Linked DNA regions of Mus musculus: all the other regions are linked to region 3. A link is a loop called in an ENCODE intact Hi-C map of the cell type or tissue named here. Cell type or tissue: heart. All regions are shown on one strand.

Evidence for each region. Hi-C counts contacts between places; a loop is a spot of excess contacts. Peaks named below come from ENCODE experiments on the same cell type or tissue, not always from the same donor. Only the 100,000 strongest peaks of a DNase experiment are listed, where the experiment ranks them.
Region 1: it touches region 3 in a loop (3-fold over the local background); 11 of 42 quality-filtered maps call a loop at or near these places.
Region 2: a loop joins it to region 3, with 2.0 times the contacts of the local background. A loop is called at or near these places in 8 of 42 quality-filtered maps.

Annotation. Positions count from the first base shown.
Region 1 is chr1:53,769,514-53,777,513 of GRCm38, reverse strand. Stk17b (serine/threonine kinase 17b (apoptosis-inducing)) reads left to right here. Exons shown (of 8, transcript NM_133810.3): 2 at 835-997; 3 at 5,692-5,904. The coding sequence starts at 876. Among named protein-coding and RNA genes, the nearest start is that of Stk17b, 12 kb to the left of the region's middle. In heart, no CTCF peak of the experiment used is centred here; a DNase peak (open chromatin) is centred at 3,323.
Region 2 is chr1:53,781,555-53,789,554 of GRCm38, reverse strand. Stk17b (serine/threonine kinase 17b (apoptosis-inducing)) reads left to right here and starts at 4,340. Exons shown (of 8, transcript NM_133810.3): 1 at 4,340-4,481. In heart, no CTCF peak of the experiment used is centred here; a DNase peak (open chromatin) is centred at 4,314; H3K4me3 peaks cover 1,848 bases; H3K27ac peaks cover 1,585 bases.
Region 3 is chr1:53,887,252-53,895,251 of GRCm38, reverse strand. Hecw2 (HECT, C2 and WW domain containing E3 ubiquitin protein ligase 2) reads left to right here. Exons shown (of 29, transcript NM_001001883.3): 15 at 3,992-4,126; 16 at 7,567-7,669. Among named protein-coding and RNA genes, the nearest start is that of Mir7681, 42 kb to the right of the region's middle. In heart, a CTCF peak has its summit at 4,688; no DNase peak of the experiment used is centred here.

The DNA of each region.
Region 1 (8,000 bases), 120 kb after region 3:
AAAAAACAGTTGTTCTCAGCAGGAGGTGAGGAGGGTGATGTAGCAACAGCAACAGACACTAGAGGGGTATTATGGGAGAGTCCTAGCAGAATAACTCCTGATCTTTCATAGATAGACGTGGCTGAGAGTCTACCATAATTACACAGATTTGGTTAATATCAAATAGTAATTTGATACTAAAAGTACCAAAAGTTTCAGACTATGAACTTCAGATATGGATTTGACTCTGGGTTGGTAATTTATTTATGATCAGTCATTGACCCAGCAAAATAGAGTTTTCAGTACTGGGTTGTGCCAAGGGTAGAACTGTTAAGGTCTAGGGGGGTGGTTCTAGATTTAGTTTTGGAAAGTAGCCAATCCATGAGCAAGTTCTGTTTCTTGATTTATGTGGGACAGAAATATAATGCACAAAATGTGAATTTGCTACCAAGTTTGTGGACATGTTAAGTTAAAACAAATATTCATTACATTACTATATTAAATTCCACAGGTGAGTGGAAGCCATGGATTTAAAGAATAGCAATTCACAGTCAATACTAATGATACCTCCTTCCACCTGCATCATAACCATTTCTCACTATTTTTATAGCAGTTTCTTTTTAAATGAAGTCAGTAGCTGTGCTTAGTTACCATTCAATTTATGTCTATGTGTGCTTCTGGCGTTTTCCGCTTGTGAATAGAATAAGCTCCTGAAATCAGCATATCTATGTTGTTCTATCTTAATACTATATTTGGAGCTGTGTAAGTAATGCACATCCTGCCTGAGATAATGTCTCTGTTTTTCAGTTACATTTAAGTTCCATCTTCTCTCTTCCTGTCTCTTCTTTTAACTAGGTAAAAGTCTGCCTAGAGAAGCAGGTCTGGCAGTCATCAACATGTCTCGGAGGAGATTCGATTGCCGAAGTGTCTCAGGCTTGCTAACTACAACCCCTCAAACGCCGATTAAAACAGAGAATTTTAATAATTTCTATACTCTTACCCCAAAAGAACTTGGGAGGTAAGGAAACTTTGATATCTTTGATATGTGTGCTGGCTAAATTCAGTGTTTTATTTGTTATAAAACTTAGAACTGTTATCAGTGATTAGAAAGAAAAGCTTTCATCTCTATTTTCTTAGCTGAACAGAAAATTAAATCTGTGGAGGAGTTCATATCAAATATCCCACCTAGCTCCAGATCTCATTTCTTTTTGCTTCTGTGTCTGTGAATGGGAAGGGACAGCTCAGGCTGCCAAGTCCTCATCTGGGCTCTGCCATTGATTACCTGTGTGACTTCAGTTAAATTACAACACCTCTCACTGCCATCTGAAAAAGAGATAAGGATAATTGTATTTATTTGTGTAGATTTTTTAGGGTTAAATTACTTAATATTTGTAAAGGGCTAATACAGTGTTATATGTTTTGGTTCAATACATTTTGATTTTTCCATTCCTAGCTACTGTGTCTGTCTAAAATAGAAAGAGATACTTCCTTACTCCATATGTACATACCCTCATAAATTAAGAATATTTAACTCATATCTAATATCACAGTTTTATATTACAAAGAATTGGTCTTCTGTATTAGTAGAAGCCTGTCTAAATTCTTGGCTTAATCAAGTATGCACTTCTTATGGCCAAGCGTGCCCTTGACATTGAGTACTACAGTAACTTTTTAGTATGTACTAGGAAACCTGTGCCAAGTCACTCATCTGTTGTGTGTCTTCTTAGGTTTAAAGTAAGCATGGTTATGAAGAGTTAGATCATATTGTTTTTTGTGTACGTGTGTTTGTATGGAGGTAAATGTTTGGCTTATGCTACAGTGGTTTACAAAGTGTTTTCTATTGATGGGTAGACAAAAAACCAGTCTGATCTCAGTGTGGAATCTCAAGTTGCCTGGACTAGGAAAGGTAATTCTTTGCTTGTGTCTTTTATGTTTTAGGTAGAGGCAAGTCCTGGCCTTTCTCCTTTTTTCAGATGTTTCATAAAGCCCCTTTTTCATAACATAGAGATGAGACCATCTCACAGACATAGAATATTTTGCTTCTTGCTCTACTAATCTCTCCTTCATAAATAGACATGGTTTCCTTTTGGTAGCTACATTCAGTATATACTTGACCGTCTTTCAAATATTTAAACAAAGCTGGACATCATTAGTTTCCCTAAGTATGTATCGTGTGGCACACTATCCAGACGGACTTCCTTTGTTCAATTTCCCTCTTCTGGGACACTTTCTGCTTTTGATTGTTTCTGTTAAAACGAAGGGCCTAGTATTAGACACAGTATTGTTCACAGTCTTACTTTGTGAGAAGACTGCTGAAGCCATTAGATGCCCGTGTGTCTCCTTCCACATTTTGTTCCTCTCTCTTTCCTCCTTGTCCCCCTTTCTTCTTATCCATTTTTATTACTAGGGATGCCCGGTCTGTGTCATATAGCATCATATTATTCTGACTAAGCTAGTTACTTGAGCTTCCTTTGCTCTGGATCAAAATTTGTGATCAGTGATCCTCTTAGTTGAGTATTATCTCCTTTTACTTAGTTGAGAAGATAGACTAAATATGTTCAAGTTGCCTTTTATTGTAAAACAACTGGAAATTGCTCTGAACAGATACTTAGACAAAGACTTGAGCATTCTTACCTGTTTTTCTAGGTTACTATTTGGATGAGTAACTTTATTAGGTTAACTTCAAAATAATAGGCATCGAGGCTAAAGAGAGCTTTTTCCCTTTAACTTTGTAGAGGACTTGCGTGGGGTCACTGTTAACTTTACACTGTCTGCAGGTGAAGGGATGGCATAAGGAACCAGCCTGAGCTGGACTAAGTTTGCTTTTAAAGCAAAAGCTCGTTATAGGTTATGGTTAAAACAAAAGTCAGATTCCTAGTGTCCCAGAATCAGATAGCTTCATGGAAGAGACTTAAATCACATCTTTAAATTGCTTTGGGCTAGTGACTCATGTGATAAATATTGTTATATTTAATTTTCAGCGTTGGCAATTAAAAATTCTAATTTTTAAAGCCTTCCATAAATCTTAAAAATCTGTCAAGCTCTTAACCAGACTTAGTGAGCTTGTTTGATGAAGTGAAGTTGGGGTTCATTCTTTTCTTTCCTCTAGGAGGTTTGCATATTTTGTAATTTAGAAACATAATTCTAGCATATAGAAAACTACAAGTTATCTGTCCATACCAGCCGTGTTTAAAAATTAATTTTAAATGTCCTTTAAGCAACACAAAGGGAAATATATAACGTAAGTCTAAGTTCATTTTTCACTAAACTGCATTGTTCCTGTTTTTTACCATGTTGGGTAAGTTTTTTCCACCCCTCCCCCAGCTGAGGCAAAGTTTCATCGGCCTTGTGGTTAGAAGGGGGAGGCAGATTCAGAAATAAAACGTCAGCTTCCTTTGTGGCTTACCCTCCCCATCCCTTGGTGTTTTATTGTGTGTTTTAGAATGCCGTGGGTAACAGCTAGACCTTTTTCATTGCTGGGAAATCTAGTCAGCCTTGCCCTTTATGTTATTATTAAGGTTTTACATTCTCTTGACGGCTTCTCTTCAGTTTGGTATAGGAACATAGTTTAAAGATTACTGTTAGACGTCTTAAACTACAACTGGCATCTAAGGATAGAAAGTAGGTACTTGTTCTTTTCGCCTAAAGCCTCTGATAATAATGGTAAAATATTTATCTTGCTTCACAGTATTTATATGAATATATGCATATGAAATTGTATAAGTATGTTGATGTAACTTTCTCAAATGTTTAAAAATGCAAATGTGAGCCAGGCAGTGGTGGTGCACACCTTTATTTAGTCCCAGCACTCTGGAGGCAGAGGCAACTGTGGATCTCTGAGTGGGAGGCCAGCTTGGTCCAGAATGGCCAGGGCTACAGTCCCAAAAAACCAAAGAAAGAAGAAGATGATGAAGAAGAGGAGGAGGAGAAGTGGGGAGGGGGAGACAGAAGAGGAAGAAGAGGAGGAGGAAGAAGAGGAGGAGGAAGAAGGGGGAGGAGGAGTAGGAAGAAGAGGAGGAGCAAATGTGGATTTAAAAACAGCACAATGTGTGGTGTTACAGTAGATATTCAGACTCTAGCATTTGCTCAGAAACATTTCAGGTGATATTAAGTGTTAGTTAGCTAAGTATAGATTTTTTTAATAGATTTGATTAATTAGATTAGACACGTTCCCTGTCCTCATAGAGTGTTCCCTTAGCAGTGAACACTGTCAAAAGAACCATCACCCATGACATTTGCGCAACTTTGTCCTGAGCTCATGAATGTAAGAGTAGTTTAAGAGAGTCTTAGGAAGCCGAAATAGTGAGGTAAAAATAGATGAAACTTGTTAATCTTGCTACTTGTTTTTGAAGCAATTCTAGTTCATAGATACCTTCAGGTAACTGGAGAGTAGTGACGTCATCACAACTGTAAATGCCCTGTCTTTCAGATATGTAATGTCCTTGGTTTCCTAGCTTGGTTCCTAAATTTTACAAGGTGAGGGTTTTTCTAAAACCTCAACTCCCTTTTCTGTTTTAGACAAGTTTTTGCTTCTGTATCTAAGTAAGACTTGGTAATTGTTAAACTTAATAAACAAATCCATTTTAAGGGGAGAAATTGTTCCATAGTTGTGAGACAAGAAAGCTAGAAATTCTTGGCACTGAACAGTAAAGGATCAGGTTTGTATAGGCAGTTTATTTCATTGAGGTATGTAGGCTTCATATTATAGACTGTATACTTTATTTTTAATTATTAGCTACATGTTTTAGATTGACACTGATTTTTGAGGTATTTGGAAAATAATGAGGAGGAAACTGTTGTTCTGGTTCTTGTGAGTAACAAATAAAATGCAGGCAAGCAATTTCTTCTCCTAACTCCCACACAGGGGGTTAAACCACTTAGGTTAAATGGTTGACCCTGCTATCAGCTGACCATCTATGTTTAGAAGTATATTTTTGAGAGTAGCTGCAGCAATGGAGTTAAAATACCAGTTTCTGGAGATTTACTTGTACCCAAGTTAGTACCAGAAACTAGAATGTGGTTTATTCTTAGTTATTAAATTGGGATCTTTTAGAGTAGAGCCTAGCAGGTTTATGATAGGCTTCAATCTGAAAACCCTCTGGGATTGAATGTAAACCTCCCTGTCTAAGGTCATGTTGCCTCTTTTTGGAGTGTGCAAATCAATAGTTTGTTAGTTCTTAGACTAATCTTAGGTTCAGAATAGCTTTATATCTTTGAAAAACTAAATGCTTATAATAATAATATATGCATATACCAGGAGAAATAATCTTTGTGCTTTTAAGTTTGGGTAAGATGCTAAGTACTTCTATTAAAGAGATAAAAACATATATAATTTCCTAAAATGACAGATGTGACATTACCGGGTGTTTTTATACCAAACTGTTGATCATCCTTAATTTCTTACATGATCCCAAAATACATTTGAATACCCTCCATAGGATCCATATCCCTTGTGTATCTGTTAGAGGCATAGTGTTGTTAGGCACATGATATTATCAGGTACACTGAAATGTATTATACTGATAGTAAAAACAATAGTTTATTCTGCTATGATAATTGCCTACACTTACACAGTAACATTGTAGACTTAATAAAAGAGCACATAGTATTTGTGTCAGCTTGTACAAAAAAGAAAATTTCCTAATGGCACAGATACGTGAAAGACTTCACCTTAAGTTGGAGTTATGAAGTTTCCCTATTCTTTCTTTCTAGAGGAAAATTTGCTGTGGTTAGACAATGTATATCAAAATCAACTGGACAAGAGTATGCTGCCAAATCCCTGAAAAAGAGGAGAAGAGGGCAGGATTGCCGGGCGGAAATTCTGCATGAGATAGCTGTGCTGGAGCTGGCCAGGTCTTGTCCCCACGTGATTAATCTGCATGAGGTCTACGAAAATGCAACGGAAATCATTTTGGTGTTAGAATAGTAAGTATGTGCTTCATACATTTAAGGTGTTTATTGTAATTGGTGGAATACGATGCAGAATGTCAGATGACAACAGTATGACAACATTGACTATTGATAAAATATTAGAGAGACATAGTTTATATTTGTACATTTTTTTTCCAAGGCTAAATATGTAGCCTCAAACATCTAGGCCAAAATTCATTTACAGCAGGCAACAAACATAGTCAACCCAACAATTTGGGAATATAGTTGCAATAATTTAATTCCATATTAATAGTTTATAACTTGAGGGTTTTGTCTAGAAATAATCTAATAACAAATAAAATAGAAGCCATGTTTTATGTTTTGCTAATCTGTTTAGTAAAACATGTCCAAAGAAATGATGCAAGAAGAGGGCTTGTAAAAGATGTCTACTACATTGTTATGCCATTTATAGTACATAGGATTTAAAAAGCAATGTCAGCAACTGTAGCCAAAAGAAAAAAATCCGTCTGGTTAGTGAACAATTGCAAACACTAAAGCACTCAGTAATGGATGAAGTGTTATGAGTGTCAGACTGTTAAGATCCCCATGGCTGGCTAACCAAGTTCAGCATCAAATACACTTACTAGTTTTTGAAGATGGACAATATATGAAAGAGAATAGTAAATTAATACTGAGTTCACCACCTGTTTTGATAGGCTTTAGTAAAGTAAATCTACTTCAGCACAAACTAAAAAAGGAAAGTACTGTTTTAGAGAAAATAATGCTACAAACTAGAGGAATTCTTTTTACCAGTCAATGTATACAATGCATCGCCCTTTGAATGTGACAGTGTATTTGTCCTATTTTACTTTATTTGTATGTGTATATATGTACATGGAGTGTGAGTGATGCACGTTTGGTGTGTGTGTGGTATGCACAAGCATGTGCAAGCATGTGGAACTCAGAGATAGATTTTAGGTGTCTTCTCAATTGATCTTCATCTTATACATTGAGACTGGGTGGGTCCTTGAGTAAACCTGGAGTGTGCCCTTTCTGCCAGTCTGGTTGGCCTGCTTGCTCCTTAGATGCTCTGTCGCTATCTCCTATGCATTAGGGTTGTAGGCAGGCCACCACACCTGCTTTGTGATCAGAACCTGGGCCTCATGCTTTCTGAGTTCCCACCCCATCTCCTGTGAGCTTCGTTTTAGGATTCATATTGTAAGGAAGTAGAGATTTGTTCATATGGGTTTTTTTTTAAGTCAATTGTTTTATGTAAGAAAATAGATTTGACTAAAATAATTTGTGAATGAAAATTATTTTTTAAAAAGATTTATTTATTTATTTAATGTATATGAGTACATTGCAGCTATCTTCAGACACATCAAAAGAGGACATCAGATCCCATTACAGACCGTTGTGAGCCACTATGTGGTTGCTAGGAATTGAACTCAGGACCTCTGGAAGAGCAGTCAGTACTCTTAACCTCTGAGCCATCGCTCTAGCCCGGAAATGATGATTTTTAAAAGGTTAAACTGACATGTAGTTTACTGAACAATGAGTAGTATATACATTTCTCAGAACAAGATACATAAAAGTATATTCTAGAAGCTTCAGAGTAAATTAGCATAGCAGGAAATACTAGGATACTACCAATGCCATTTCATTTTTCATGCATTTTATGATGATTTTTGTCAAAAGTTCTTCAGCTGCCTTTGCTCTAGTTCTTTTCCTATAAATTATGGGAAAAGCATAAACATTAGAAAAACAGCTAATAAAATACTAGGTATAGAGATGAATACAAGACATTGACTGTGTTAATAAAATCCTGTTTGGAGATCGTCTGAAGAGCTACAACAAAATTCCTTAGAATCATGATGTATTTTATGCATAGGTCATGTTCACAATCTGAAAATGGATCTAGGAACCCTATCCAACAAATTTAATAGGACTGACTGTGATCTAAATACCTCTCTCTGGCTGAGATAGAACTAGCCCTCAGCAAGTGTAGTGGTAGATTAGTGTATTTAATCTCTTAAAGTAACTTTAAGACTAAAGGTAATTGCTAGGATTGGGGCTCAAGCGTGTCTGTCACTTTCTGGATGGCAGTGTTACACTGGGCATTCTCATTTAATCCTAACAATTTGGCCAGA
Region 2 (8,000 bases), 110 kb after region 3:
GAAGGCGATTGGATCGGCAGAATGGCTCTAGTTCATCATGAATTGTGTCACAGTTTGAGGAAGACTCCTGAATCATCCTGAGTCATTTCTTAGCTAAAGAGACTTGCCCTAATTACTTTTGCTAACAAGGTATAGGAGAGCCAGGGGAGTCTGATGTAGTACTTTGGTTTGAGGGGCTGACCCATTTGTGATGTGCACAGTACTGTGGATAAAGGCACTCTGATATTTTTAACTGACATCTGAGAGTAGCATCCTGTTATTTAGAGAGGATATCTCCTCTATCCTTTAGAGAGTATATCTTTGGAGGCCAGATCTCAATCCAGCATGAGTTCCTCTGTTGGGAGGAGATTTATGCCACACTCTACAAAAATGGTTGACTCCTCCTGTGTCTGGCTATCTTCAATCTGGCCACAAATATCTGGAGTATTTGGCTATGGTCAAGTTTGCTGGCTAATTTTATGTCATCTTGACACAAGGTAGAGTCATTCTGGAGGAGAGAACCTCAACTGAGGCAAAGCCCCCACCAGATTGGCCTGTGGTACATTCCCTTGTTTGATGATTGATGTGGGAGGGCCCAGATCACCTTGGGTCGTGCCACCTCTGGATGGGTAGTCCTGGGTAATATAAGAGACTAGGCTGAGCAAACCATGAGAGAGCAAGGTAGTAAGCATTCTTCAATGGCTTCTCCATCAGCTCCTGCTTCCAGGTTCCCGTGTTGACTTCCTGCGTTGACTTCCTTCAGTGACTTATGATACAGAAGTGTAAGATGAGATAAACCCTTTCTTCCCCAGTTGCTTCTGGACGTGGTGTTTCTATCACAGCAACAGAAACCTTAAGACAACAGTTAGCAGTGTTTTCCCCCCTCTTTCTACATGGATTGAACTCTAAGCCCTTAATACATAAATAACTGGTACGCAGTCTAGGCATTCTTTTTAAGGATGCTGCGGGAGTTTGAGTTTGCAGCCTTCTCTGTGCAGAACACCATCCTCTTCCATCCTCCCTATCTGGAGGCACTCAACATGAGATCAGAGAGAATCAGTTTTTCTGGTCAGTATGTGATGGTTGGCCTGGATGGACTGGGAAAGATCACCTATCCTTATGGTGATGAACAGAGTAGATCAATGAACAGAAAGAAACTAGTTCATACATGCCCAAGGAGGCCACAGGTAGCAAGCCTCGTAAGCAGTACACTCCATGGCCTCTGCATCAGATCCTAACTCTGGGTTCCTGCCCTGCTTGAGTTCCTGTCCTGATTTCCCACAGTGGTGGACTGTGCACTGAAAGTATAAGTTGAATAAATCTTTTCCTCCCCAACTTGCTTTTTGGCTATGGTGTTTTGTCACGGCAATAAAACGTTGATGAAGACACGGTTCTTCTATTTTAATGTTCATATAAGGCGCAAATGAATTGGGAGAATACAATTAGTCTTTTACCACTGTTTCTGGTCAGTGGCACTCAAGGATATCAGCTCAGCTCAATAAATAGGGCAGAGGTAATGACAGCAGAATAGCCATCACACTATAGGAGGATTTCCTCTTCAAGGAATAACAATAGGAACATACATGGCTATGAGTGCACTGAATCTTGAATTTCCTTGAGAGACCACAGTGTTCTCCCCAGAATAGGAAATTACTTGTTACTTCAATCACAGTACCAGAGACCAAGCCAATTTAGCAGAATGTCTTTTGGAAGAGCATAAGTCTGACAACAGGCCCAAGGTGATGCGACTGTAATGGTTAACTTTGTTAATTTGACCTAGAATCTCTTAAGATGTTAACAAGAAATTCTCTACACTGGGTTGGCCAGTCTACATGCCTGCGGGGATTATCTTACTTACATTAACTGATGTGGGAAGGCCAGGCCACTGTGGGCAGCACTATCCCCTAGGCAGGGGTTTCTAAACTGCTTCAGAGCTGAGAGCAGAGCATAAGCAAACAATTGGGCATGTATGAACTAGTCTCTTTCTGTTCTTGGAGTGGATGTGATATAACTAGCTGTCTGAAGTTCCTGCCTTGACTTCCTCATAATGATGAACTGTATATCTGGTATTGTAAGTGAAATAAACCTCTTTGTTCCCTAAGTTGCTTAGGGCAGATGTTAGGACAAAAATGAGTCTGGAACAGGAGCATTAAAGTAGCACATAGGTCAATGTCTGTCACGTACCAGTGAATTCCAGGTGAGCACGCTGGAAGCAACAATGAGTTTGATTGCTGGAGAAGGCAACCTGCTTACAAAATTAAATAAAATGCAAGACGACTGCTTAAAAGCTGGTGACAATGGGGATGGGGGTGGAGCTGATGACAAGAAGAGGGTGGTGGTGGTGGTGGCAGAGAAACTCATTGGTCAAGAGCACTTGCTGCTTTTGTAGAGGAGCAGAGCTCAGTTTCTAGTACCCACATCAGGTAGCTGATGACATTTAACTCCAGCTCCGGGTGGGTGTTGGGGGCAACACCTTTAACCTCCTCTGGCACACTCACCCATACACAAACACTCCTCACATAATGAAACGTCGTTTTTGTTTGTTTGTTTGTTTGTTTGTTTGTCTGTCTTGTTTTTAATAAGCTGGCAATGGGCTGGGGAGCTGTCTCAGTTGGTAAAAATGATGACCATATCACCACAAGGACCACAGTACAGATTCCCATGTCAAAAGCTGTACACATGGTACCTGATCCTGTCACCTGTAAGTCCAGTGGATACAGGTAGATGGACCCATGGAAATCACTGGTCAGCAGGCCAAGCTGAACTGCTGAACTACAGGTTCAGGGAGAGACTGTTTCAAAAACTAAAGGGAGAGGTATTGAGACTGACACCTGACATTAATGTTTCTGGCCTCCACGTGCACATACACAGATACACACAACCCCACATAAACACACACAACACGGCCTCTACATTCAAAAGCCGGAGATCAAGGAATTGTTTAAGTTTAAAACAGTTACAAACATCTAAACACCAAAAACGATCACAAGGAACTCCAAGAGGGCACTGGCTAAGCCTTGGTACTGACACTTTTGGATGCAGCTGCTGTTTCCTGGAAGAAAGTATGGGAACAATCTCATTGGTTTGTGGACACCTTAACATTTATGCTTCCCTGGCTAAAAAGATGCAACATTATCCATTTGACAACACTTAAAGAATCAATACATTATACTGAGGCCTGTCTAAATAACAACACAGACCTCATGAAATGGTTTTGATAACTTTAAATGCATGTGTCCTGGGACATACACTGCTTGGAAGGGCAAGCAGATGGCTTGAAGAAATCTTGGTTAAATGTGACAGGGGAAGAACATAAAATGGTTGCTAAGATGTTCTAAAAGCAAGAGAGTTCCACTCACAGAATTTTTCCCAATAGTTTTTTATACCTACTAAAAAAGTACCCTTCAGCAGTTCTAGATTCTATGTGTAGATGCTACATATAAACGTATAAGTAACCTAGGATCTTATATGTATGTAAACCTACTGTATCTAGCACGAAACTTTCAGTTTTTAAACAGTCTTCAATAGTTAACAGATCTGGGGGCCTGGGGGTGGAACTTAGAAGTGGAACCCTTGCTAAGCATGTGAAAGGCCCTGTGTTCTAACACTGCTAAGAAAGAAAGAGAGAGAGAGAGAGAGAGAGAGAGAGAGGGAGGGAGGGAGGGAGGGAGGGAGGGAGGGAGGAAGAAAGAAAGAAAGAAAGAAAGAAAGAAAGAAAGAAAGAAAGAAAGAAAGAAAGAAAGAAAGAAAGAAAGAAAGAAAGAAAGAAAGTAGCAATGGGCATTGAGCAGGTACAAGTTTTCCTCATTTCCCCTACCACAGTAAACCAGCAATTAGTTCATCTTCAGATTCTCCTACAGTGTCTTGAGCTAGTTAGTGTCTTAAGACATCCAGCTGTAGAGACTAGGATCCTGGAGTCCTATTTATGGCTTCAAGAACCCATAGCAAGCTGGAATCTCTATTTGTAGGGTAGGTTCAGGAGGTAAGGAAGAGGACAAGGAAGATTTGAAACACAGAACTTTAATCATCACAAGTCAAAGAGCCCGGACATCGGCTTCTTTCATCTCTTGTGTCCCGATACTTACACATCCCGGAACTACTCTGAAGGTGGAAAAAGTGGGAAAAGAGGCGCGGACCCCCCCCCCCCCCCAACCCGGCCTGCACACTGTCCAGTTCTAGGCTACATCCAGCAACCAAGTCTTCAGGCGCTCGGCGCTCCGCCCACTCCCCGCCCCCCTCCTGAGGCCCGGCCTCACAGCACGCGCTGCCGGCCGCCGCCCCGCCCCGCCCCCACGTGACAACCCCACCCTCCGTAATCGCTCCGATTGGCTCTTGGGCAGCAGAGGGCGGAGTCTGTGTCGAAGTACAGTGTCCCAGACGCGGCTGCACTTTTCAAACCTCAACTGTAAGAAGCGTCGGTCAGCGTCTGTGCGGTCGCCGCCGGGAGTCGCCTCACAGGGGCCTGGCTGACGGCGACCAGCCGTTGTGGGGAAGAGTGCGAGGTGAGCCCGTGTAGCCGTGGCCCGGTCGGAGGGAGGGCAGAACCCGCGACGGCGCGGAGCTGCGGCGGAGCGGTCGGTGTGGGGGCGCGGGGACCCTGCGGCGAGCCCGAAGGCCAGAGCCGGCGTCCCTGAGCGCGGCCATGCCCGATAGCCTCCGCGGCGTCTCGACGTGGTCCTCCGGGTGGCTCCGGGGCTCGCGTGCTGTGGGCGCGGGACGCCTTCACGTCGGGGCGGGTGGACGCGTCCGGCCAGCAGCCTGGGAGAAACTTTGCGGTCATCGCGTGGGCCGCTGTCAGTCCCGGCGTGGGGAGCCACAGCTGTTTCCGTGACTTTTTGGCTTTAAAGCAGTGGGAATTCTTCTGTACTTGTGACCCATCCTCAGACTAGACAGCCACATCATGGCCACGGTCTGGATCTTTATCCCGACTCGGCCTTACCGTGGGAAAAGCGCTTAATTTGGCTTCACTCTCGGGATATAGATGAGTGGAGACAAAGTTGAAAGAAACTTCACGGCCGGCCGGCTGGTGGCTAGTGGCCGTGGCTGTGCTGGGACTAGAGAAGCGCTGGCTTCAGCTTGCAAGTTGGAATTAAGAAATACTTCTGAAAGCCTAGGAATTTCAACCATAATCATTAGCTTGCAGTGTGACATTCACTGAGGGTTTGGCTGACGTCATGTTTACATACATGGTACCGATAACACCGAACCTCGCCGGCAGGTTTGATACCGTGTGGACTTTTTAAGTGTTCAAGACTGGGAGAGAGGCTGTGCCTTGAGCAGCAAGGTCTGCAGAGGTAACGAGGCAAGTGGAGGCATATGTAACATGGAATTTAGAACTCCAGGAGCACAGTTTTATTATGGAGAGATATAAACTCCTTTCTCATTGGTACAGTCTTCACAGTGAGATGCCCAGAAATGGTTTTCAACAACTTCATAAAAATTGAATCACAGTGCCTTAAAATTGTGTATATTAAAAAACACTAGTCCATGGAAATCGTGACCAAATTTTAGACCTGTCTTTTCACCTAATCTTTTTGATATTAATTTAATTTTTTGGTAGTTTTAATATTTCAAGTAATTGGTTTTTTTGAGATACACATACATTTTAGATAATTTTCTGGAATGAAGGTTTACTATTAAAGTAAATTTACTTACATGACAGTATGCTTAAGTTAGAGAAGTAATATTTCTGTGATTTCAAAATTTTTTGTATGTGGATAGATTGGTAATAGTTTTTCTTGGATTTTTTTTTTTTTTTTTTTTTAAAGTAAGAATTTAGTTTCAGGAGATGGCTCTGCTGGGAAAGGTTCTTGACACCAACTCAAATGTCCTTATCCCCAGGGCCTACATGGTAGAAAGAGAAAACCTACACTTACAGCTTGTCCTCTGACCTCTAAACTTGCATGTAATAAAATATTAAGAAAAAAATTACATTTTGGTTAAGGTAGAAGTGGCATTTTAGTAGAAACTTCATAAATCAACAGTCTACCATTTATATCTAAATTAATGTCTATAGACAATGTAGGCATTTAATGGCAGACACTTCTAATTTCATTTTTCAGTGTGTATTGACAGTGAACAGTTTGTCATTGGGGTTAAGTGAACGTATAACCATGTTTTCATTGGTTTGTTTTGTAGCTGCTTGACAATTATAAGGAAGAATTTCTGTGTCAAAATCTCCCAGTTTTTTAGAGACTCAGTTTAAAACTAAATTTTCTCAAGATATGATATATTATAATGCTTATTTCCTGTGTCTAAAATTCTTACCTCCTGCATCTTGACATTTACTCTACACTTGAGTCTTGCTTGCCAGTTTTAAAGGCTTTTTGTCTTTTGAGACAGGGTCTCACTTTATAGACTTAGCTGGCTTTGAACTCAAGAGATCTGCCTGGCTCTGCCTTCCAAGTTCTGAAATTAAAGGCCCGCACTATCAGCTCAATTTTGATTATTTGTCTACTTATATGGCACTGTTGGGGACTGAACCTATGCCTTGTGCATGCAAGTTGGTACTCTGCCAAAAGAGCTATATATGCAACTACACATAGTTTATATTATCTATACCAGACTATTTTGAAAAGGATGTGTTTTTGAACTGAGTTCAAGACAGAGAAATATTCTTTTTAATTATCTTGTGCATGTAAATGAACCCCTTTTTTGAATTTATATTTATACATGATATATTTTGATTGATCACTTTGCTTTTTCCAACTAGTGCAAAAGAGGATGTACTTTAAGCATTGAGAAATTTTAATTGTAAAATGGTAGTTGTTTTTTTAACCCTTTAAGAATTAGATTCCAGTTTACATTGTAACAGTTACTGAACAAACATTATTTCAGAGGTGTTATTAGTAAAGGGTACGGTAATTTATTTTACAACAGAAATCCAATTTTCCATCTGATGAGTGATGAGCCCGCCATTATTTCCGGTTTTCAACATCTTCTCACCCTACTTCACAATTACAGGATCTATTTCTTTTTCTGAAGGTGGGTGGGGATGGCATCAGGCCTTACTGTCTTGGCCCAGTGTCAGGCTGAGGTTCCTTGCCTGGGACGTAACCCCGCTGTAATCTATACTCTAGTGGTTGGACTAGAGTCAGTTGGCTTCCCATTGTAATTTTCAGGGAATTAAATTACTGGATTTTGCTTGCTGTTCAGTGTTTAAAAACAAACATAACAGTACAGTGCTGTGAGTAGAGTACATAGAACATAGAAATCGTCTGTCAACACTAATGCTGTCTTCCAGTCCCTGGCCAACTAAAACACATCCTTGAACGAACAGAAAGTTCTTATTTCTTCTAGATGCTAGATAAGTAAACCTTCAGTTTATCTGTTTCCTAGACACAGCTCAGTCTTGTTGGTGCCCATGTGGTATAGAGAAGTTGCTTGGCTGCCATAGTCATTCACATTTACTTCATGAAGGTCTATGGATAGGACAAGTATGTGGCTTTCAGGATGTTCTTAGCTAACATAAGCATTTACATGAAAACAAGTGGTCGCCTAGTCTGGAACAGTTAGAGCAGACTAAATGGTTTTTGTTTTTTGTTTTTGTTTTTTGTTTTTAAATCTTACATTATAATAGGTGATAAAATAATTTTATTTGATTTCTGAGTTATGTGGCTTCCTTGTTTTGAAAAAGAAGTTCTGTACGAGCAGTTTTAAATATTTTGTATTTAACCAACTACTAAAGTAAGCAGAGACTGTTTTGAAGGCTCCGATACTGCAATTTCAAGATGAGTCTCAGTTCCGCGTAATCCCTTTGGATGTACCTTATCATTTATAGCATTTTGTTCAAACAGTTTTTAATTCTTACCAGGTACCCCATTCGGAGTTGCTTAAACTCAAGTAAAAGGTTATTGTCCTTTGACAGAAAATATGATTGCACTCTAATGTTAAATTTTCAGGTAAATTGGTATGTCCAGAGTTCTCGTGTTTGAAGCATAAAGAAAAGACATTTAAGTCAACCTGTGGGTTTGAGGCAAGGCTTCCTGGGGCAGAGCATGAATACAAAGTAGCCATTTAAG
Region 3 (8,000 bases):
TTTAAATGAAGTTTCAGACAGTTACACGTTAGATACTCAGAAGTAATTGCAGGCTATTCAAAAGTTGTGAGGTGAAAGTGACCCACATTTTAAAAAAGGGACCAGGTCAACTTCATCGCTCATCTGAACTAGTTAGCATTCCCTGTGGAAAGTGATCCAACTGATGTGTGTCACCGACGGAGCTAGCCAGCCTACACTTTTCCTGCTGAAGTTCCATGCTTGCTCTGTATTTGCTTACTCATGGTGGTGCTGGAAATGAAACCCGGACCCATTTCACTTTAAAGTCACCTACGCTTTTTAACAACTTGCTGGTGACCTGAGTCACCCCTTTTATAACACTTTTACAAATAAGCTAAAAAAGCAAAATAATAAGGAAACCAATCCAAGTTCACACAGAGGACCCTGAGCAGAGCCAAAACACACGCAGAGGTGTGCTGGCTTGCTCCTGGGCGCTGTTTCCTGTTCCTGCCCTAGATCTGTGGCAATGATAGAGACTCTCAAGACCTTTCCTCTCAGGTACTAGAGACTGGAGGGACATGTGCACACCCAATATACGCTTTCCATCTGATTCTGACAAAGAGCCCCTTAGGATGTGCACACAGGACCTCTTTCCTGCCTATGGCCATGCCTCCAGCATGTTAGCAGTGAGAACTGGACAGGTGTGGATTGGGCCGCTGAACCAGAAGCGGTGTTTTCAGCTTGCAGCAGTGGAAAAGCCACTCCCTGTGAGTGGCTGTGATTCTCAGCCCCAGTTGAGGGCATACTTCAGCGCTTTGCCAAAACCAGACTGGGAGGAGGTGTGAGAGAAGCCAGAGGAAATAGCATAGAAGAGCTATGAAAAGGAGATGGTTCTCATTGGGTTATGAAGTCAGGGGAAAGGTGGATTCGGGTCCTAGCTTTAAGTTCCCAACTGTATCACTGAAACCTACAATTGTGGCACAACTGTGTGAACAGTGACCAATACTCAGATGTCTTTACTTATCAAATAATGGAAACCCTCTGTGGAGATGGCGGCTCCAGCTTGGAGTTTAGAAAGGCATGTTTGCTCGACAGCGGAGCTTTCAGGGAGACCAGCTAGGACTGGCATGTCTACACTGTAACCAGGAAAACCTATACAGAGTTTATTTGGGAGGGTGTATTTATCCACGCGCCAAAGTTCAAAGGTCAGTGAGCTGAGTTTATTAGGAGGTTCCTGGGGTTGCAAGAGCCCCCTGGTTCTTTCTGTCTCCTGCTTATCCATTTCCATTGTCCTAGTATGTTGGCTGTTACAGTCTTACTTTAGAGAACAGGGGAGAGGGTGAGCAGGAGGACTCACCTGTGTCCCCGGGAAGGAGGCTCTGACAAGTGGTGTATTCCACTTAGTCTTGACCCTCAGATACAAGGAGACCGGGATAATTGCTTTCACTGATTCTCTATGGGTCCTTGTGGCTTCTTTTTCCAGCCTTGTGCATGGACCATAGCAAGAAACTTTGTAATGGTTAGAAAAAAGGCTTAAAATTGAAAACTATTATTCATGACAATAACAAACAGTAATACTTATTTGAAATGCTATAGAAATTATGTTTTAAAATGTATATGAACTTTCTCATTAGTTTGTATAGGTGTGACATCATAATTTAATAGGAATGGTGTCACAATGTAGGTATGATATCATAATTTAATAGAGAAGAAAATGGAGCCTTAAAATATTGGAGGCAGTTTTCCCAAAAGTACATTAGCATTGATTAGCAGGGAGTCCTTCTGTAGGTCCTAAGCATTCAAGCCAGATTAGATTATACTAAATGCAGGTTTATTGGGGAACTGCCCTCAGGCAAGTTCACTGGCCTCCAGGGAAGCCAGGGAAGTCACCATGGGGGTGGGGGTGGGGAGGAAGAAAGGTTCTGTGCACAGAGAAAGAAGAGAAGGTGAAGGGAGAGGAGGAGGAGGAAGAGAGAGAGAGAGAGAGAGAGAGAGAGAGAGAGAGAGAGAGAGAGAGAGAGAGAACGAGAACATGCAAAATGTCTGGATTGTATAGGGAAGAGCCTCTGGAGGAGGGGCAGCCCAGCCCAGGGCTGGAAAGTTCACAGTTGGGGCAGGGTAGGGACTTAGGGATGCTCAGAGAGCCTAGAGGGCAGGTCTGCTTTGGTATGTAAGATACACACCTCAGTACCTTGTCCTAGGGTCTGAGAGCAAACATACTTGATTCCTTTTAATTTTGAGTTTATTCATATCTATAATTTGAATTTCAAAACTTCCACTCCTGTTTACATTCTTAACTTCTCTAGGTTTTCATAGCTTATATTCCATATAACCCTTTCATTTCTTTCTAATTTTTCTGCATCTTTAAATATTTTTGTGTTATTTTAATTCTTGGTTAGTTAGGAGGGAGAAAGCTGTCACCTTGTCCTCTTGTTGGGAATCTGTTTGGAGCCCTTAGGTATTTCCTCGGTCCCTCTCTTCTCTCCCAGGTCAGCCCTAAAAGCTGTTGAGGAGGATAGGGTGAGTAAGGCAAGGTGCCTTCCCTCAAGACATTTACATAACTCTTCAGAGAATGGGTTTTAAACAAGCCTGTTAACATCAAATTAGGTTCTGACACTATATGCAAATCAGCACTGACCTACATGCAGACACCCATTTGTGCTTGTAATTATAAGTGCATCATGGTGCCTCTAATCACCACCCATCTCTTGAGAGCATTCCTAAAGTGCTACATAATTAGGCAATACTATTTTAGCACTTTTTGAATTTTCCCTTAAGTAATACATTATAATAATATTATATACTATATATATGATTATATATATTACATTTCCTTATATTATTATGTTTACAATAAAATCTTGCTGTTAATTTATACAAAAAAGAGACTTGATGATAATATCTGCTTTGTAAAGGCAGGAGTTAAACATGCTTGTTTATAAGAATGATTGTTCCTTCATGACATTAGAGTAAGGTCAGGAATATAAGACACCTAGATAAAGTGAAGGCTGGCATGAAATTTGAGGACAGAGCTTGTCAATACAAGGCCATGAGGACTGCCACTCATGTGTTTTGCCTTGAGAGAAAGAATGCTTCATCTCTTAAGGTGGAGAAGGCCTACTCAGTCTTTGCACTTAGAAATCCCATAGTATGAGAAGGGACTGGAAACATTTCCTTGGTAGTTTTTCTGCTTTGTTTTATGATACTTTGATTTTTATTATTTATTTATATTTTTTATTTTTTTAGGAACCCTGAAAACTAGCCAATGTTTGGAATGACTTAGAGATAGTGGGTAGCCAATAGAAAGTTTGTTTCAGAGTAATGATGTCATCAAACTACTGAGAAGAAACAGTCTTATAAAAGGCTCAAGGAATAAAAATATTTAGAGTTACGAACAACTAGAAACCACCTTACTTAATAAAATGAGTGGTGCTCAGGGGACACTGGGAAAATGGAAGGGTCTAGAGGCTGACAGCATTAGAAAAGAAGGAAGTGTGATGGTGACATTTCCGATGATTAGAAATTTCTAATAACCAGGTACGGGAGGAGCCCAGCCGCAGCAGTTAAAGGAGTCCAAATGCCCCCTTTGCTCATTGCTATGACTGTTGTTTTGTTTTGAAACAATACCTCCCTCCATATCGCAGGGTAGCCTCTACTTAGGATGTTTTTGCTCCCACAGTCAGAGTGCTGGATTGCAGGCATGTGCTGCCACACCCAGGTCCAAGCGTCCACCCTGTGGCATCCTTCTTGGACCACATCTAGATGACTATCTTTTAGAGCATTTTCTAAAACCAAGTATAATGTTCCTTCCTGCTTCCCTCATTCCAGATCCAGGCTAGGTGTGCCTTTCTCTATTCTCCCTTTTCTTAATGGATATAAAAAATTATTCCAAGGATTGGAAATTATGGGAAAACCAAACCAAGATTACTACTCAGAAGTGGGTAATTTCCTGACTGTGCCGTATTCTTGGTTGGCTGCAACATGTGTATAGTGTGTGTTGACTACTCTGCTAATGCAGTGGATTGTATCCTAGGCGTTTTTTGTCGACCACAACTCCCGGACCACCACGTTCATTGATCCTCGGCTCCCACTTCAGAGCAGTAGGCCCACAAGTGCATTGGTTCATCGACAACACCTGACGAGGCAACGCAGCCACAGTGCGGGTGAGGTGAGTCCTGGCCCTTTAGGGACTAAACAGTTGATGGATAGTAAATGGATTGCCTTTTTGTTGTTTGCTTATTTGGGGCATTTTGTTTTTGTTTTTGTTTTTTGGGGTTTTTTTGTTTGTTTGTTTAATTTAGTTGTAGTGTATCATTTAGATGCTTTAAAAGTTTTAGAATGTTGATGAAAGTACCTCTTAGGCTCAATTTTAAATTTAATAGTTGGGGGTATATGATAAAAGGTTGAAGAACAAAGTCTCATATTTAACTCAGAGAGAATTGGTAATATGCAATATGCTTACAGGAGATAATAACCCAAGGATAGTCTCATAAGAAAAAAGCAAATGAGTTTTTAGTGGGCTAAAGTTTTGTCAGCTACAGAGAATAATTTCTTAAATCCGAGGGTGAATCTATAGAGTTGTGGGATCCTGCTGGGATTGTCTAAAATTAGAATGTACTTGGCAGAACCGATGCATGCATGTGTTGATTGTCCAGAGAAGATGGGCTAAGTATGACTGGACACCCCACTACAGGCTACCTTGGCAGTTTGCAGTGGTTCATAGTAACCACACGAGGGCTCTCCAATACCCTAGCCCAAAACACACAAAAATCTCTTCTTGTTTCCCTTTTCTTTGAACAACTTAAATACATAAAAGGACTTTTGTGGTTGAATTTTCTTCTCCTTAATATAAGTTTATGCCTTGTGAGCATACTGTGGCTTCTAAAAATTCCCTCAGACAAATGGAATTAAGAGTCTTTTCCTGCCTGACATTTCTAAATGCGTATCATGTTTCCAATATCAAACTGTAGGTCACATATTCTGAAGGCTTTCTTATAAAAAATAAATATGAATGCAATAAATAATTGGATTTAGTTCATCAAAATTCCACTCATGGAATTTCCCACTAATGTTCATTCTGCTTTAACGCATTACGTGTTCACTGTTTATAGAAGAATATACATGAGAAGCTCATATAAAAATGATGTATAAGTCTAATGCAGGGTGAGGTATGCACGAAAATATTTATGTTTTATGAGTAGCCAATAAATCTTTATCTTGATGTCCTGTAAATCATTACTAGTGAACTGGAGTATACTAACAGCATTCATCTTACCAAATACAACTGAACTCTCGCCCTTGGACCTCATGTAGATATGTAGTGTAATTAGGACACTGCCTGGCTTTATCACATAGACAGTGTACTTTAACTGCTTACTTTATTGTGACATCACAAGCTGAAGGTGGCTCTTCTGTTCAGTCAGGACAGTGTTTCTGGGAAAACATGTACAAGTTTAATAGCTAGACTTACACTTTTAGAACATCTGGCTCAGAACTTTGAGTTCTATGGTCTAGGGGTATCCAGACATGGAACAGGGCCTCCCAAGAGTAAATTAGCAACTTAATGAAAATCTCTCTTCTATTGCTGGGAGCTGAACAGTGAACCAGAGTAACACAGCATACAGCCACAGTACTCTCCAGCCTTTCTCAGAGAATCCCCTTTAGGGTACAGCACTTGAGAGTGCAGTGGACATAGCTGGAAACATTACCTATATTTCTGGGAGGCATTGACCACTGTCTTGTGGTCTGGTTTTAAGAAGTGAGGTCTTTGAGAAGACCTGTGGCTGTTCTAGGAAATGTTGATACACAGGAAATCATATAGACTGGTGAATTGAGATATTAAAGTTCCCTGCCTGGGGTGTGTAGAGAATGACTGGGTCTCCCCAGAGTGGCTGGCTGTTTTCCTCAAACCCAGTAACTCATTAGAAGCAGGCTGAGAAGACTTCTGGTTATATAATGGATCTGTTACCATCCTAGCTTTGTTCAGCAATGTCTACAATTGGTAGACAAGCTTGTATCTCTGCTGTGGTAACAAACACCTGCTGTCATGTGGTTGGGAGTATAACAAATACAAATAATTAACACTTATTTCCCATGTTCTTAACGTGGATAACAAATTTAAAACTATATTTTAAATGAATAAAAATAAGGGTAAAAATCCTTGATAAACTTTGAAAGGGTCAATGAGGATGCTGGGGCAGAGGAGGGTCGTATAAAATCCTGGCTACACGTGTTGACAAACTGACTTTGACCCCCTGGAACCCAGAAAAGAGTAGAAGGAGAGAACTCACTCCACAGATTTGCCCTCTGACCTACAGATGCACACCATGGCACCCATAAACACCACCTACTATTTATTTAATAAAAAAGAACCCCCCCCCCTTTTTTTTAAAGAAAACCCTTTTTTAGTAGCTGAGACAGAAAGCTGTATTTTTAATACTCTTTTAGGTAGTGATGACTTTCCTTTTTATTGTTTTCATCTGTATTAGGGCATAGGAAACAAATAATAAACCTGTTAATAATAACAACTGGTTTTGAAATCTATACCAAACACCATGGGAAGTCAGAGGACAGAACTATACTTAACTTCAGCTTGAAGGAAAGGGAAGGTTTCATGGAGGAGGGGGCTGTTTGAACTATCCTTTGGATGAGAACATTCCAGAAGAATAAGCAACCTGGAGAGGACAGAAAGGCAGCTTTTATTGTGAAGAGCTTTAGAAAGTGCCACAAAAAATGTAATATTAGTTATATTTTTAATTTGTTAATATATTGCAATATATAATAATGCAATATAATGATATGGCTATAAGGATTTCATCAGAAGGAGATAGAACCTCCACTTGAGAAGTATCAATTTATAAATCCAATATTACCTCCTTCTAGGACAGACACTAAAGCAATGTTAGAGTTTCCTGGAAGAACACAAATGAGTAGATACCTATTTGTAGGGGTTTCTAAATCTATAATAGGTACAATAAGTAATTCAGGCTAGGGTGACCTTTTTTAGGTCTTACACAACTGCTACTGTTAGCTGTCTGGTGTGGGAGGCTCAAACCAGAAAGAGCTGTTGCACCAGGCCCTCTAATGGGCATGTAAAATTGCTTCTGAGGAGATAATGCCCTAATGCACAGTCCCACAGGAAGTTTACTGCAGCTCAGCACCTCTGCTGAGGCAGGGAATTCCCTCATCTGCCTAGCTAAATAAAGGAAGGAATATCCTGGCATAGCCCAGATCCACATTGTATCACCCAGCTGTTCCCGTTGATTGAATTATGGCAGGTTGGGTTTCTGTCCATGCAGAAGTTATTCCTGATGAACCAGTCTACTATTTTGCTTCTGCAGTCTTGGTAGTTACAAGCAGATTGAACCACCGAGCCACATATACTCACTGACCCAGCTTCTCTCAAGGACAGGACTGTGTCAACATCCCCCACCAGCACCAACCCTTAAGAACAGACCTTTCAAGGACCTGGTGTCAGCCCCACGGCTAGCACCTGTTCTGATCAGTTGGTCATTTTCTGTGATAAGTGTTTTGAACAACTCGGTTTGAGGTGCCAGTGCCAAGTCCTCTGGCTTGTGGTGCAGACATAACTGTTGCTTGCATTCCCAGGTAGGAGAAGACTCTCGGCACGCAGGACCACCAGTTCTTCCCAGGCCATCCAGTACATTCAATACGGTCAGTAGGCCGCAGTACCAGGACATGGTTCCAGTGGGTATGTAGCACTTCCTACAAATCTTTATCTGTATTGTCGTATTATTTTATAGAATACATACTGTGCTGATCTGTGCCTGCGGCCTGCCTTCTACTTTTTACCTTGTATCATAAAACCACTGTATTATCTTTAAGAAACATATAACAGAACCCTGTCCTTGAGTCCCAGAGAGCTTCTGCCTTATAAAATCCCATAGTCCTACTTAGCAAGTATTGGATTGTAAAAGGAAAAAAAAAATCTAATGAGATAATTTGCAATCATTGTAAATTAAGCATTTGAACAAACATGTAATTAAAATACACTGCATCCTGAGATAGAATTTAAGTGGTAT